Regions from separate parts of the Homo sapiens genome. Here region 1 is linked to region 2. Evidence: chromatin contacts called from ENCODE Hi-C or POLR2A ChIA-PET data. All regions are on one chromosome and are shown on one strand. The core of a region is the stretch at or near the end of the contact, and the rest is flanking DNA. Distances in the headings are between cores, read along the strand shown. Region 1 overlaps LOC107986081 (a long non-coding RNA gene). Region 2 holds the start of LOC124909489 (a long non-coding RNA gene).

Region 1 (7,006 bases), core at 4,045-6,544, 100 kb after region 2:
TTTGGGGGCTAACACACATTTCTGATTCTGTAGCAGGTAGGGAAGCAGGAGGTGGGAGAGGAGTGTGGAGAAACATAATTTAGATCAGTTATACATTCAGTTTGTTAGCAGCTTTGGCAAAAAGGTTCCTGGGAAGAGCAAGTGGAAATGCCTTACCAAAATGAAGTTTAAAAGGTATCTCTAGGCCGGGCATGGTGGCTCAACCCTGTAATCCCAGCACTTTGGGAGGCCGAGGCAGGTGGATCACCTGAGGTCAGGAGTTCAAGACCAGCCTGGCCAACATGGTGAAACCCCGTTTCTACTAAAAACACAAAAATTAGCAGGGCGTGGTGGCGCTCGCCTGCAATCCCAGCTACTCAGGAGGCTGAGGCAGGAGAATCATTTGAACCCGGGAGACAGAGGTTGCAGTAAGCCAAGATTGTGCCACTGCACTCTAGCCTGGGCAACAAGGAGCGAAACTCTGTCTTAAATAAATAAATAAATAAATAAATAAAGGTATCTCTAACACATTCACGCTTGGTATTGAACCCCTGTGCTAATTAAGACTGTAGCGGCAATAGGGAAGGCCAACAAATCAGTGGTTTCCAGAGATTGGGAGTTTATTTCTCACCTTCTGTGCCCTTCAAGTGGGGAAGATGCTAGTCTCCTAGAGGTAACCAGGACTGCACCTCGGCTGCCCGCAGTGGTCACCTGCTCACCAGTGCACTCTGATGCCTGCTTCCCTCTCCTACCTCATTTCCTATAGTGCCCATGAGAATGTGCCTAGCAGTCCTGCCTCCAATTAGAGGGAGTATTGGTAACCAAGGGCCTGGCAATTGCTGCACTAGGAAGCCGAAGGACATGCTTCCCAAGGGCTGCTCCCTGTCAGTGACTGAGCACAGCAGGGACACTCGAATGCAGGTTGTTCTAGGAGATGTGGGGCTCCTCTAACACTGGCTTTGGCTCCAGGGTTCCATGATGGCTTCGCTGACCCTTCCATAGACAGCCTGGCAGTCTAAGACATTCTTTCCCCACCTCTTTCACTCAGGGTCAGACTTGGCTGGAGGTATGAGAGATCTCTGAGCCTCATGTGGCTCCCTCCCCATTCTCCCTCACGTTGATAGTTACCCTAATAAAATCCTTTCATGTGTAATCCCACCTTGGCAACTACTTCTCAGAAGACTCACACTAACACATTTCCCCCACTCTCCTACTAATACTTCCTGGAATCACCTCCCAGACAAACAACTTGTACTCAAGTTTTTGTGTTAGTATCTCTTTCTGGGGAAGCCAGCCTAAAATAAAGGACACTCCAGGGACACTGCACACACCCCTTGCACGAATTACCTTGCAGCAGAATAGGGTTAGGTGGCCACACTGAACAAGGGAGGCTGGGGCATGTAGTCTCCTTCTATGATGGACCATGCACGGCAGAATGGCTATCAGGAAGCCTGGTGGCAGCTGTGGCTATTCCTCCTCCCTCTAGCCTTCAAGGTCAACTTTCTGGAGCAGAATGTGTGGAGTCCTTTGTTAAATCTGTGCTGATGTAAACTGATGGAAACTAACCCAAATCTAACTTCATATTATACTGATGTGCTCCAAGGAAAAGTGAAAAGTGAGTGAAGTTATGGTCTAAACCTAGCCCATCTCTTGAGCCATGTTCCCATTTTTTCCTTTTTAGACCCTCTCCAGAACGTCAGCTGCCCAGAGCCCCAGCTTCCCAAAGCCCCTATTCCAGTGCCTCACCCAAGATATTGATTCATCAGCCTGACTTTCTTCCTCTTGCCTTAAATTGTACCTGTTCCATTACCCAAGATTCTGTACATCACTAATGTGATGAGTTAATTTAACATAAAGACAATAACGTTGGCTAAGGCTTGACTGTGGCAGCAGCCAGATGAGCACATTTGGCCTCTAACCAGAACCTGGAATGCCTTACCCAGAGGATGGAATGGTAGTTTGCCTGTTGACTGTCATTGAGTCCTGGATAATCACATGCAAATGTTATCCATCTTAGGCTTTTTTTTTTTTTTTTTTTTTTTTTTTTTTACGATGCAGATAACAGAAGTCAAGGATCAGGCATGAATAAGCTACCCCACTAGTAAGGATCTTGAAACCCAGTAGCTGAGACTCCATAAGTTCTGTGAACTCAGTTTTCCTCTGGGTCATGTTCCTTAGGATATTTTTTTTCTGTCGTATTCAGGAAAGAAGCCTAGACTCCTTTGATTCAACACTAAACTGTTCACAGTAGTTATCCCTAGAATGAAATTGTAGCCGGGGAGACTGTGAAAGGGCTATTGCTTTTAATACTGTAAAAGGGCTACTACCTTTTAATGTTTCTATAGGGCTTGAATTTTTCATATCAAGCATGTACTCTTTTGGTAACTTTTGAAAATAATGTAATTTAGCTGCTATGATAAACCATTTGCCTTGCCCTGTGGCATGGACAAGAAACCTGTCCTATGCATTCCTGAGAAGATCTCTTCATTTTTGGTAAACAATGAAAAAATCCGGTCCTTAATGTCTCTTCTTTTTTCAGAATGCATTTGGATCCTTTCTGCTATTAGCTTTCTTAAACGTGATATGAATTGTCCTGCATCCCTGGTTTCTCTCTGTCCCATGAGTCAGCTGTTCAAATGTATTTTAAAACATTAATTTTTAAGTGAAATTAGAATACAGACCACACTTATTTATCCACAGTGCCTGGGTCTAGTGCCTGGTATAAAATCAACACTTTAAAATGTTTTGAAAAATGGCTGAGAACTCATATTAGTCAAGGGACTCCTAATGACCACGGAGTTGTTTCCATATGGCAGCCACTGCAGGTCTTCGGGGGTGGGAGGTGAGCCTTGAGTTCTTTAAAAGTCTTTCCCTGGGATGTCGACCCAGATACCAAATGCAGTTGGGAAGGGAAAGTGGTAGTCTGGCCAATGGTGTAAAATTAGGTGTAATATATGAGAATACAACTGCTTGTGTCCTACTTACCTAGTCATTGGGCAAGGCAGGTTAGGTCTGAAGGGGAAATTACTGGCCAGAATCTCAGCATTTTACTGCAAGCTTGAGAAACTGAAAACAAAGCAAAACAAAACATAATCAGTTTTTCCTTGTTGTGCTTGTTTTGACAATAATTTGTTTTGACAAACTGACACTCTTAAAGATGGCTTTTCTGATATTTTGTAAGGCCACTGCACTATCTGCCATTTAACATTTTAGAGTAACTTCCAAGTTTCACACCTCTTGAGCGCCTAGCCACTTTTTGCTAGCATTGCTTCATGTTGTGAGAGAAGAGACCACCTAATGTCCTGACGTGCAGTGGTGACAGTAGACACATTTAAGTCCAACCTTAGCCCTTCCAGTTCTGGTCCTGTGACCTTAAGTCTCTGAGCCTCAGTTTTCTAATCTGTCAAATGGTATTAATGATGCTAGCTGTCTCTAGAGCTGTTTTAGGGATTACAGGAGGTAATCTTTTTTTTTAAGCACAGGGGCTGGTGCATAGTAAAGACTCAATAAATGATAACCATTGTTATCATCATCAACATTAAAAGCTTATCAAAGAGGGCCAGAAGGACTTGGGATATGGATCCAGGAAATCTACCACTTTCAGGCCAAGTAATAATCATATTAATAAAACCAGTAGAGTTCTGCTGGGTCATTCTTCTGGGACCTCATGTTCTGTTCTTTGCAGTATTGGGAAGTGGGCAAGGAAGAGGGGCGTGGAGAATGGAGGTGAGGAAGGGGGCTGGGAAGGCAGAGGGAAAATGAGGGCTGCTGATGGTTGGTGGTTCAGAGGCAGCAAAGCCAGCAGTGAGGAAATGGGAATTACCAGGCACTGAGGAGCCCTAGTGCCAGCTCTTTGCTGACATAATTAATGAGGCTGTTGTGCCAAAAACGAGGCATGTTGTTAATATACAGACCTGTTGGGAGCACAAGGGAAATGCAAATAAAAATTTTGCCAAAAGAGGAGTGGGGTCAAATCAGCTCCAGAGGGCGACCACGTTGTCTATAAAACTCTAGTATATGGGAGGCCAGGAGACAGTATGAAGAAAAAGAGAGGAATTGATTTCAAACAGGATCAGTAGCTACTAAATAGTAGACTTTTAATATTCGTGTTTGCTGATTTTTCCTTTTGTGTCTATTTCTTTCAAAGTCTGTTCAGTTGGTGAAATTCACTTGATAATGAAGACTACTTAGGTTGGTGCAGAAGTAATTTAATTTTTTAAAAAAAGGCAAAAACTGCAATTACTTTTGCACCAACCAAATAAAATTTCAATGGAGTTTTAGCATTCAGGACTTTAATATACATTCCATAAGATACACAAGAAAAAAACCTGAAAGATTATTTTTATTTTTACTTTAAAGAGCTCTGGGCTGCTGAGAGGAAGCAGTCTTGAACCTATATAAAATTGTGATTTTTGTGCCTGTTTCCATCATAAAAACCAAAAATGATTATTGGTTTCTTATGTGTGTTCTCAATGGCGAATTCAATTTTTTTTCCCAAAGAGCCTTGTTGAATCATCCGAGTGAGACGTGGACCAAGGTGAAGGCGCCTGCGGGTGGCTTTCCTGTCCAGGGGTAGGCAGGAAATAGAGTCCCGGGCTGCCACTGCTGTCCCCTATGGGTGTGGCTGGGGACTGGCTGGGAAGAAAGCCAGCATCATTTGATGCAGTTGCTCTGGAAGGTCGCTGAGCACGGGCCCTGGCACCCACCTTCCCAAACACAAGCCCGGCCCTCGGCCCAGCGGAGAGTCTCGTACAGGGGACAGGGATGGCGATGCTGGTCCCACGGGAGCCAGGCCGGTGTCCCCAGGGGATGAGGGGTGGGGGGCAATACAAGGAGGTTACTTTGGTCTGTTGCTCCCGCTTTGTTAACCCATCCCTATGTCCTATCCCCTTCTTCCCTGGCTTTGCCCAAGCCGGGTAACGAGAAAGCGCTAGGAACCAAGTGGCTGTTGGACGTGGCCGACTGCGGAAAGGCCTGCTTTATTTCGTCGCAGTTCATTTATTTTCCTTTTCGTTCTGCCGGCTGCCACGTGTTTGGTAAGTTAGAGCACGAAACACTTTAAGATGGGCCTGTGGGGCCGGAGCAGAGCCGCAGAGCTGTGCAGGCGCGCGTGTGCACGTGCGCGCCTGTATGCCGCGTGGGCGTGCGCGCGTGCACGTGGGCCGTGTGCGCGCGCACATTGTTTCTGTCTCCAGCGGTTGGGAGCGCGCTGGCGTTGCCTGTGGGCTTGGGGCCCCTGCGCCGGGGCGGAGCGGGCAGCGAGGCTGGCGGGAGATGCTGGGCTGCTCTGGAGAGCGCGCAACCGGCGTGCTCACCCTGTTAAGGCTCCGCTCTTCGCTGTGCCCAGATCCACACAGGTAGCCTTCAACCGCCGCCCAGGGAAGTCAGTGCTCTTATTAGCTTCAATTTCCGGACGAGGAAGTGAGGCACAGAGAGGTTAAGGAGCCCAGCTATTAGGAGCCTTTGAACTCAGACAGTCTGGCTCCAGAATCTGCATCTTAACTCCATTACGCGTTATTTTTTAAACGCAGGCCCGCCCCCCCCCGCCCCCCTGGACTCCGGTTTGAAACGCATTGAATAATGAATCCTTTTCGCCTCCCTCCCTCTGAAATAACAGTTCAGTTCATCGAAAACCCAGAGGTAGCCTACCGTGTGACTCAGCGGCACGGAAAACATCAGAGTCATTGACTTTGGCGTGGCAAAGTGGGATCTCACACATGGTACTTTATCAAATAAAGGGCACTGGCATGTTAAACTGATTCGTAGCATCTTTTAAATGTGACAAAACATAAGCTTTGATCACACTTCTGATTTTTTTTCCCTGACTTTAAGTGATGCATTATAGTAGGAAAATACAGGAAAGGACAAAGAAGAAACTAAAAGTTCCCCATAATCTCAGCTCTCCACCCCATAATACTATACGTTGTTGAAAATCTAGTGATTTTTTTCTAAGCATATACTATCACAAAATTGATTAAAAGAAATTTAAAACAGTATCATAATGTACATGGTGTTTTATAATTTTTATATTTAATAATGCATCACGAACATTTCCCCATATCAAATATTCTACTACAAATGTTTTTAATGACTACACCGTATTTCATTATACAAATTTGCCATGACTTAACTTGTCACTAGCCTTATTTTTTGACTTTTCAGTTGCTCCCCAACTTTTGCTATTATAAATGATGGACACCAGAATGCAGCAATTTTTTATACACACTATTTCCTTGGGACAAATGGGATTGCCAGGTCAAAGATCATCACACTTTTAAAGGGGTCAAACTATTATCTAGAAGGGTGGGCTCAGTACACTCACCTCCAAGTAGAATAAGTGTGCCCGTTTTCTTTCTCAATTCTGGGTGTTATTGCTCCAGGCAATCTTTCTTAATAAACAAAATACAGCCTTCAAAAAAAATACCTCAGTTATTTCATTAGACTGTGCCAAGTTTCAAGAGAAAGACTTTATATGATTGCAGATACTTGAAACATTTGGGAAATTCAGTTTATTCAGATGCTCCCAGGACTGCACAAGACTCAGCAAAGGACGTGGTAAAATAAGGGCACTTTGGAAAAAGGAACTAGGAAAGAATTCTCAAGCCATTTTTTTTTTTCAGGGCAGAGAGATAGATGATGTCTCTAAAATAAAAAAGGAGGTATTAATTGCCTCTTTGGCTGGGTCTTTGACTCCGTGGCAACTTTCCCATTGTCAGGTCTGAAAACGTTGATGGTGCTGCTTGCCGCAGAGCTACTGCAGAAATATTCAAGGCAGCAAACCTGGGCAATTAGGGTTTCTGTTAATTTTCTTCCCCTTTCATTCTACCAGCTTCCCCTCCCCCTATGTCAGCTAGTTGGAGTGACAAATATTTAAAGTCAGCCTGTCACGCATGAGCAGCGCAGCTGTGTGAATGACTGATTTTCTTGACGTTCTAAACAGCTTTGTGTGTGCATGTGGAGACCTGCAGACCCCAAACCTGCCACCGTCTGCCCCACAAGACAACATTGGTTTGATATTTGAGGCAAC
Region 2 (6,681 bases), core at 3,584-6,083:
CTACAGGGTCATATCAGAAATACTGGGGGTCACTGGTTTGCTGCCATAACATCTAGTGACCACCTCAGAGCGGCTCAATTTCACTCTCCGGAATCTAAGTGGCTCTTGGGGACAGAATGACCCGTCGCAGAGGCTTCTCCCCATCTCGAGCTGACCCTTACCCAGGAGCCACACACATATGCGTGCACACTCGACTGCACCTGTCTCACCCCATCAGCAGCAGCTACAAGCTCCCACCTGATGTGTCTTTTCAACCTTTGTCAAGTATCTCAAGGCAAGAATGTCCTGAAGCCCTTCCCCCAAATAGAAGCTTTGGTCCGAGCCCCCAACCCGCAGGAGCATCAAGAGGAGGCCAAGGAGACAGACACCGCAGACTCTCTCTGCAAACTTGACCTGGGCATCGCACGGACTCGCGTTCGCATCCGAAGACCCCACACGTCCCCCGCACTGTCCCCACAGCATCCCACGCCCGCGGTGCACGCTCACCTGCCGGTAGACGAGCCACACGCCTCGGCGGTCCAGACTTCCGTGTCGACCTCCGTGGGCGAGCCTACGCGCTGGGTGCCCGGCGCGCCCTCAGGAGTGGCTGGGACCGCGGGCTGGCGCCGGGCAGGGCGGTGGGACGCCTGGAGCCGGCGGGAGGAGCACGCCCAGGCGGGTCCGCGCCGAGCCCGAGCGAGCGGGCGAGCCGGGCGGGAGGGGCCATTTGTAACCGAGCAGACGCTACCACCGCCCCTTACTCGCGGGGGGCGGGGGCGGGCGGTCAGGTGACGGCGGCCCACCCTCCGCCGCCGAGCCGGGTGGTTCCTGCCCGGGAGGAGCCCCCTGGCGCGCTCTGATTGGAACTCCCGCCGCAGTGGCGGGGGAGGGGGGACACGTGACCGCCCGGCCAGGCGGCCCGGCGCGCCCCATTCGCGATGGGCACCCCATCTTCCTCCTGGAAAAGCCGGGGGACACAGAGAAGGCGGAGGAGCACGCGGGGTGCAGGAGAGCCTACCAGCCCCTTTAGCCGCAGTGCTGGTGATTCCGGCCGCTGAACCCGGAGAGGAAAGGCTCCCACGCGGCCAGCCGGCCTTGACTGTCCTCTCGCCCTGCCCTTGGCCGCAGTACCCTCCCCTCGGCTGCAGTAACCGCCCCCTACACCTCCAGGCAAGGGCACGCTCAGTGTAGACCACTGCCACTTCATAGATGCCAGTGCCACTTAAGAGTGGTGTTGGGTTTTTTTTTTTTCCTTTCCTCCTCTCTGCACACCAGCACATTGTACCCGAGAGAAACTCACGGCGGTGCACTGCAGACACCGCCCAGCTCCAGGGCCCGAAGACCCTCCGACCAGGCCCCGGGATGCCTGAGGTCTCCCAGGTCATTACGTGGAGGAACTCAGGCCTGCTCCCTGCGCAGGAGGAGGAGGCGTCGCGGGAGCTGCAGTCCCCGATCCTTCCCAGGAAGCCGGCCGGGTGGAAGGGGAGAGGGCCGTTATCGTGGTGCGAATCCAACTCGCAGCCTCTGGGAGCACGTTGCTAATAAAGGTCAAATTAAAACAACTAAGTGGTGCCGGCAGGGACGCGCCGCATGGTCAGGAGAAGCCCGGCTATTAATCATCCATAAGGAGCATTGCTCTTCTGGTGTGGGAGAATGGGGCTGTGCGACAGCCCCCCGGAGTTGCGCTCTGCTCTGAACCCTAAGCTCCCCCAGAGCAAGTGGATTGCGCAGCCTATTACCCCACCTCCCCACGGCCCCCTCTTGGGGCGGCACCACCCTAGATGGCAGGAATTCGGAGAAAATGCGGTGTCACGTCCGCCGCTATGCCCGCACACGCGTCTGCGCCAACTCCAGCAACACGTGGGGACCGTGAATCTGGGCGTCTGCTCTCCACTTAGGTGGTTATGTGGGTATACTTATATGATTACTGATTAAAACCAAATTGGACGGAGAAGTCTGTTTCTACACTGGATTCTTTCAAACTTCTGTCCAAGGGAGTTTTGCGCTCGATTTGGGCGGGGACGCAGTTTTCAGCCAAGACCGCCGCAGCGCTCAGCAGAGCCCGGGGACCGGTGGTGGTGGTGGCGGGATGGGGAGGAACAGAGGCCCTTGATTCTTTGGTACTCCACTTTCTTTCCTTATTTAGACCAGTCGGGCAACACGTCCCTCGCCCAAGATGGCCTTTCCAACTGGAACGTGACTCAGACAATGTGGAAGCCAGGGGTCCTTGACCCATCGTACCTGGGCTTCGCTGGGCATAGGACAAGGGTTGGGCAGGTTTACCTGGAAAGGGAGTTTATTCGTAAAGCTTCGGGCATAAACGCTAGATAGCGAAACTTTGAGGAAGCTCAAAGTTTACCTATTGTAAATTGGTGGGGGGTGGGGGAGCATCTTATGTAAAAAGGAACGGCCCTATTAAATTAGTAAGTATCTTATTTTCGTAGTGGACGTCTTGCTGCCCTTGGTCCTCCCCTCCCCCACCTCATTTCTCCAAACCACCAAGGTTGGAGAAATCTCATAAACAAAGTATAAGTCCGTGGGGGGGGGGGGGGGGGGTTACTTGGTGTTTTAAAAAAACAACAACAACAAACGACCTTTGTAATAAGAAAGGTGGGTACGTTTTCATTTCTAGGTCTTAATCTTAACGTTACGGCCACGTTAAAATTGAAGTTGATTGAGACAAGAGAATCCCAGAGCACAGCACGCAGACAGACAATTTCACAATTAAAAAATATGTACTTCCTTCTCCCCGCTCTCGTCACCTCCCCCTTTCCCCGCCATTACCTACTCCCGTTTGGACTAGGGGCTGGGAGAGGAGGAGGATGTAGTCCCTCCGAGTGCACAAGGGAGGCGGCGGGGCCACTTGTTGCTGCACCGCCAGAAGAGCTAATTCCGAGCGGATCTGGCAGGGAGTTAAAACCCTTCTCCTGGATGCGACGCCCCAGAGACCGAGGCAGACGGCGAGAACAGATTCAGCGCCTCGAGATGTGCTTTCCAATTTGAACTCTGGACCATCTTTGCTTGAAATGCTTTGTCTTGCACGTCTGGGAATTACTCTGTGCGATTAAACGCGTGACACACACACGCATACGCGGGGTCGCCCCGCAGGGGGGAGGGTGCGTGGCACAGGAGCCTCGGACTTTCAGGGGCTCTGCACTTGGGGAGTGGTGCGAGGGGGACCGCCTCGGTGTGGCTGCTGACGTGAGACAGGTAACTCGGAAAGGTCTTCCTCCGGCTGCCTTGGTAATGGGAAGCTGTGGGCAAAGGTGCAGGGGCGGTCCCGGAGCGCACACGGCGCAGTCCGCAGTGAAGGGCAGTGGTGTGGTGGGGCAGAGAGACTAGACAAGGGCAGGCGGGTTTTGCCGATTCCGAGTTCATCCGTCTACGGGGTCACGTTCTGTTGAGAAAATGCGCGACACCCGGTAGGGAGAGAGTGACACTGACCAAGTGTCCCTGGAGGGCCGAGCCGTTTGCCCTCGGGAGGGGGTCGCGAGGCCCGTCAGCACTCGGCTCCCGCGGAAGCTGTGCTAGCGCGGCAGTCTCGCCGGCGCCTGGCCCCACCAGCCTTTGCCTTCAGCGTCCTCCGGTGGCATCGTCCGAGATTTGCGGAGCAGAAGCCGAGGACACGAGCAACTCGCTGTGGGCTTGAAGTGACCACGCCTTAGGGCTGTGAAAAGCTGCCCCGTGGTGACTTGGGTACGAGGAGGTTAATAAAGTGCAGAATTAGTCTTGATTTTTACCTAAAATGAAGCTGGTAGTACTGAGCGCTTAAATGACTCCGCTAGGACCCTGGAGGTTGTGGGAGCGGGGTGGGAGAGGGTAAATGCTAGGTTTAGGACAACACAGGATATGTCTAATTTAAGGAAGCTCCCCTTCTCGGGCCACGTTCTCTGTAGCTCTACCCAACTGGAATCGCCTCTGCACCCGGGGTCATCTCCGGCATTATGACACCCAGCGTTGCCCTCTAAACTCCAAGTCCCCGCGGCCACATCCTTCCGTGCCTGCTGGCACCAGCAAGAGTCTCTGCCTGCCCTTTCTCCTTTACATGGACCCTTTTCCTTTCACCCCTAGACCGCAGTGCGACTGGCAGGCACCTCTTCGCCCCCTCCGCGCCCCGCGCCGACGGTGGGAACAGCAGCGACAGCGCGACCGCAGCCTTCTAGTGCCTTCGCCCCCTCCCCCGCGGCCACACCTCACCCACCTCACCCGCCAAACCCCGCACTCCGCCGCCGTCCCTCCCCTGCGCGCTCCCGGCGCCAACCCAGCCAGAAGCGGGTGGAAGCCCGGGTCCATGTGCAGGTGTCCTTGTGCGGGAGTAGGGGAGCTCATAGGTCAGCGATCCGCGACCCTACCCTGCCCTCAGCTCGGGGTCCACCCACGTGGAACCCGCCGGCCCCCGCGGGTACCCAACACCAGTCTCCCGGGCTCGGCTGCCGTTCCCTCGAAGCCCCAGGGCGCTCCCACGGGTCAATGACCACCTCAGTCTTTCCTCAAGCCAGGGTTTGGCCAGTTGGGAAACCTCTTCGTCCCCTGCCCACATCCCCTGGCATCTCCGGACAAAGCCACTCGGCTTCCCGCCCCGGCATCGGGAAAGATGCGCGTGGAGAGCGCCTCCAGGCGCTGGGCCACGGTCCCGGTCCCTGGCCGTGCCTGCTGTGTGCGGAGCTGGGGCGGCGGGTACCGCCTGCGCGGGGCAGGCACCCCACTCGCCGTTCCTCCAGCACGGGCACTCGACCGCCGCGGCGCTGCAGGAAGGAGGCCCCGCCGCGCCGGTTCCTCCACACCCACGTGCCCCTCGTGTGCGCGCCCCCGGCCTGCAGATGCTACAAGGCTGGCGCCGCCTGGATTTCCGGGCGGCCCCACCCTCCGCGGCCGCTACGCCTCGCTCCCTGCATTCAGTCTCCTTGGCGTCTCCGCTGCAGCATCCAAGACCAGGCGCCGCCTCTGCTAGCCGTGCTGCCCAGCACGCCTGAGGGCCGCTGCCGGCAGGCCTCACCTCCCGCCCGGGTCCCCCACTCACCTTTCCTTCTGGACGGTGGGGTTCAAGCTCTGCACTGGGGCTGTTAAGCCACCGCCCACGACCTCCTGTAGGGTGCAGCGGGAGGGCGTTCCCGAGGCGCCAGCACCCTCTTTAAGCCCTTCCCCGGCTTTCTGCACAGCACCTTCATCAGCCGGCCACCCTCCCTGACACTAAGGGAGGCATAGCTCTCGCTCTTGCTCCCGCTTTCTCTCGCTCGTTCTCACACCAACGCCCACCTATACACACACCTGAACACCGAGAGGCCAGGACCGGTATCTCTCTCTTGAACTCTCAATTCCAGCACTGCAGAGCACATCACGTCGCTGACAGCAAAGTGAGGAGGTGGCACCTGTGAACTAGGTGGTTTCTTAAAATTTAAGAAATAGCCTTCTGCCCCTTGGCCTTTGCGTTCTTAAGACGATTGTACTTTATTTTTTAAAAATATATAGCCCAGTAGTATTCACACATTAAAAAATACATATTTAAATGTTTCGAGATAATCATAGATTCACGTGCAGTTGTAAAAAATAATAATAATACAGAGAGATCCTGTGCACCCACCCTTTACCCAGTTTCCCCCAGTGGTAAAAATTCCCAAAACTATGGTGCAATATCACAACCAGGATACTAGCACTGGTATAACCCCACCCATCTTACTGAGATTTCCCGTTTTACTTGTACTCATTTCTCTCTCCTTCAACCTCTGTGTGTGTGTAAATAATTCTATACAATTTTATCACATGTGTAAATTCAACTACCACCACAGTCAAGATGCAGAACCGAACTTATCACAGGATCCCTCTTTTTGCCTTTTATAACCACACCTACCTGGAGGGTGAGTGGCGATCCCTGACTACTACTAATCTACTTTCAATTTTTTCCAATTTTGTCGTTTCAAGAATGTTGTACAGATGAAATTATACAATAATGTAGTATTTTCGGATTGTCTTTATTGACTCAGCATAATTCCCCTGAAATGTATCCAATTATTATGTATTATCAATAGATGATTCTTTTTTATTAGTGGGTAGTATTCATGGGATGGAGGTACCACGACGGTAGATTATTTAACCATTCTCTCATTGAAGGACTTATTGCAGGGTTGTTTCCAGATTTTGGCCGTTGCAAATAAAGCTGCTGTGAACATTCATGTACAGGTTTCTGTGGGAACATAAGTTTTCTCTGGGATAAACGCTCAAGAGGGCAATTGCTGGGTTATGTGGTAAGCACACGTTTAGTTTTGTAAGAACTACCATACTCTTTTCCAGATTGCCTGTGCCATTTTACAATCCCAGCAGCAATGTAGGTGTGATCAATTTTTTTCTTCACACTTGGCAGCATTTGGTGGTGTCACTGTTTTTTTATTTTAGTCATTCGGATAGGTAAGTAATATCTCATTGTGGTTTTAAATTGCATTTTTCTGGTGGCTAAGGTAATGATAGTGAGCATCTTTTTATGTGCTGATTTGCCATCTGTATACCCTTTTCTTTTTCTTTATTTCTTTTCTCATGGAATGTCTGTTCCCATGTTTTGCCCATATTCTAATTAGAGGTTTGTTTTTATTTTTTACTGTGGCATTTTGAAGAGTTCTTTATATATTCTAGGAAAAGTCCTTTGTGAGATACATGGTTTGCAAATATTTTGTTCCAGTCTCTAGCTTGTCTTTTCATTCTCTTCACATG

What was found. A loop is a pair of places that touch in the nucleus more often than their neighbours do. ChIA-PET counts read pairs that join two places held with the same protein, here RNA polymerase II (POLR2A). Pooled maps may share reads with other maps.
Region 1: a loop to region 2 is called in a map of dorsolateral prefrontal cortex, with 3 times the contacts of the local background. The contact joins two enhancer-like sites. A Hi-C loop is called at or near these places in 7 of 168 maps with a recorded cell type or tissue (A673, B cell, GM12878 and 4 more), 29 of 37 single-sample maps with no recorded cell type and 13 of 50 pooled maps. POLR2A ChIA-PET finds 5 or more read pairs at or near these places in 2 of 52 experiments (GM10248 and H1).

Annotation. Positions count from the first base shown.
Region 1 is chr3:43,892,564-43,899,569 of GRCh38, reverse strand. All of the region lies in intron 1 of LOC107986081 (a long non-coding RNA gene), which reads left to right. Among named protein-coding and RNA genes, the nearest start is that of ABHD5, 210 kb to the right of the region's middle. Within about 2 kb of position 5,294, at least 7 of the 41 ENCODE cell types and tissues checked have a DNase peak (open chromatin) inside an H3K27ac peak, as active enhancers do; they include dorsolateral prefrontal cortex, where a contact is called at or near this core.
Region 2 is chr3:43,993,333-44,000,013 of GRCh38, reverse strand. It overlaps LOC124909489 (a long non-coding RNA gene), which reads right to left and starts at 682. Exons shown (of 5, transcript XR_007096256.1): 1 at 487-682. RefSeq lists silencers at 426-955, 4,589-4,788 and enhancers at 1,416-1,475, 3,349-3,458. Within about 2 kb of position 4,833, at least 3 of the 41 ENCODE cell types and tissues checked have a DNase peak (open chromatin) inside an H3K27ac peak, as active enhancers do; they include dorsolateral prefrontal cortex, where a contact is called at or near this core.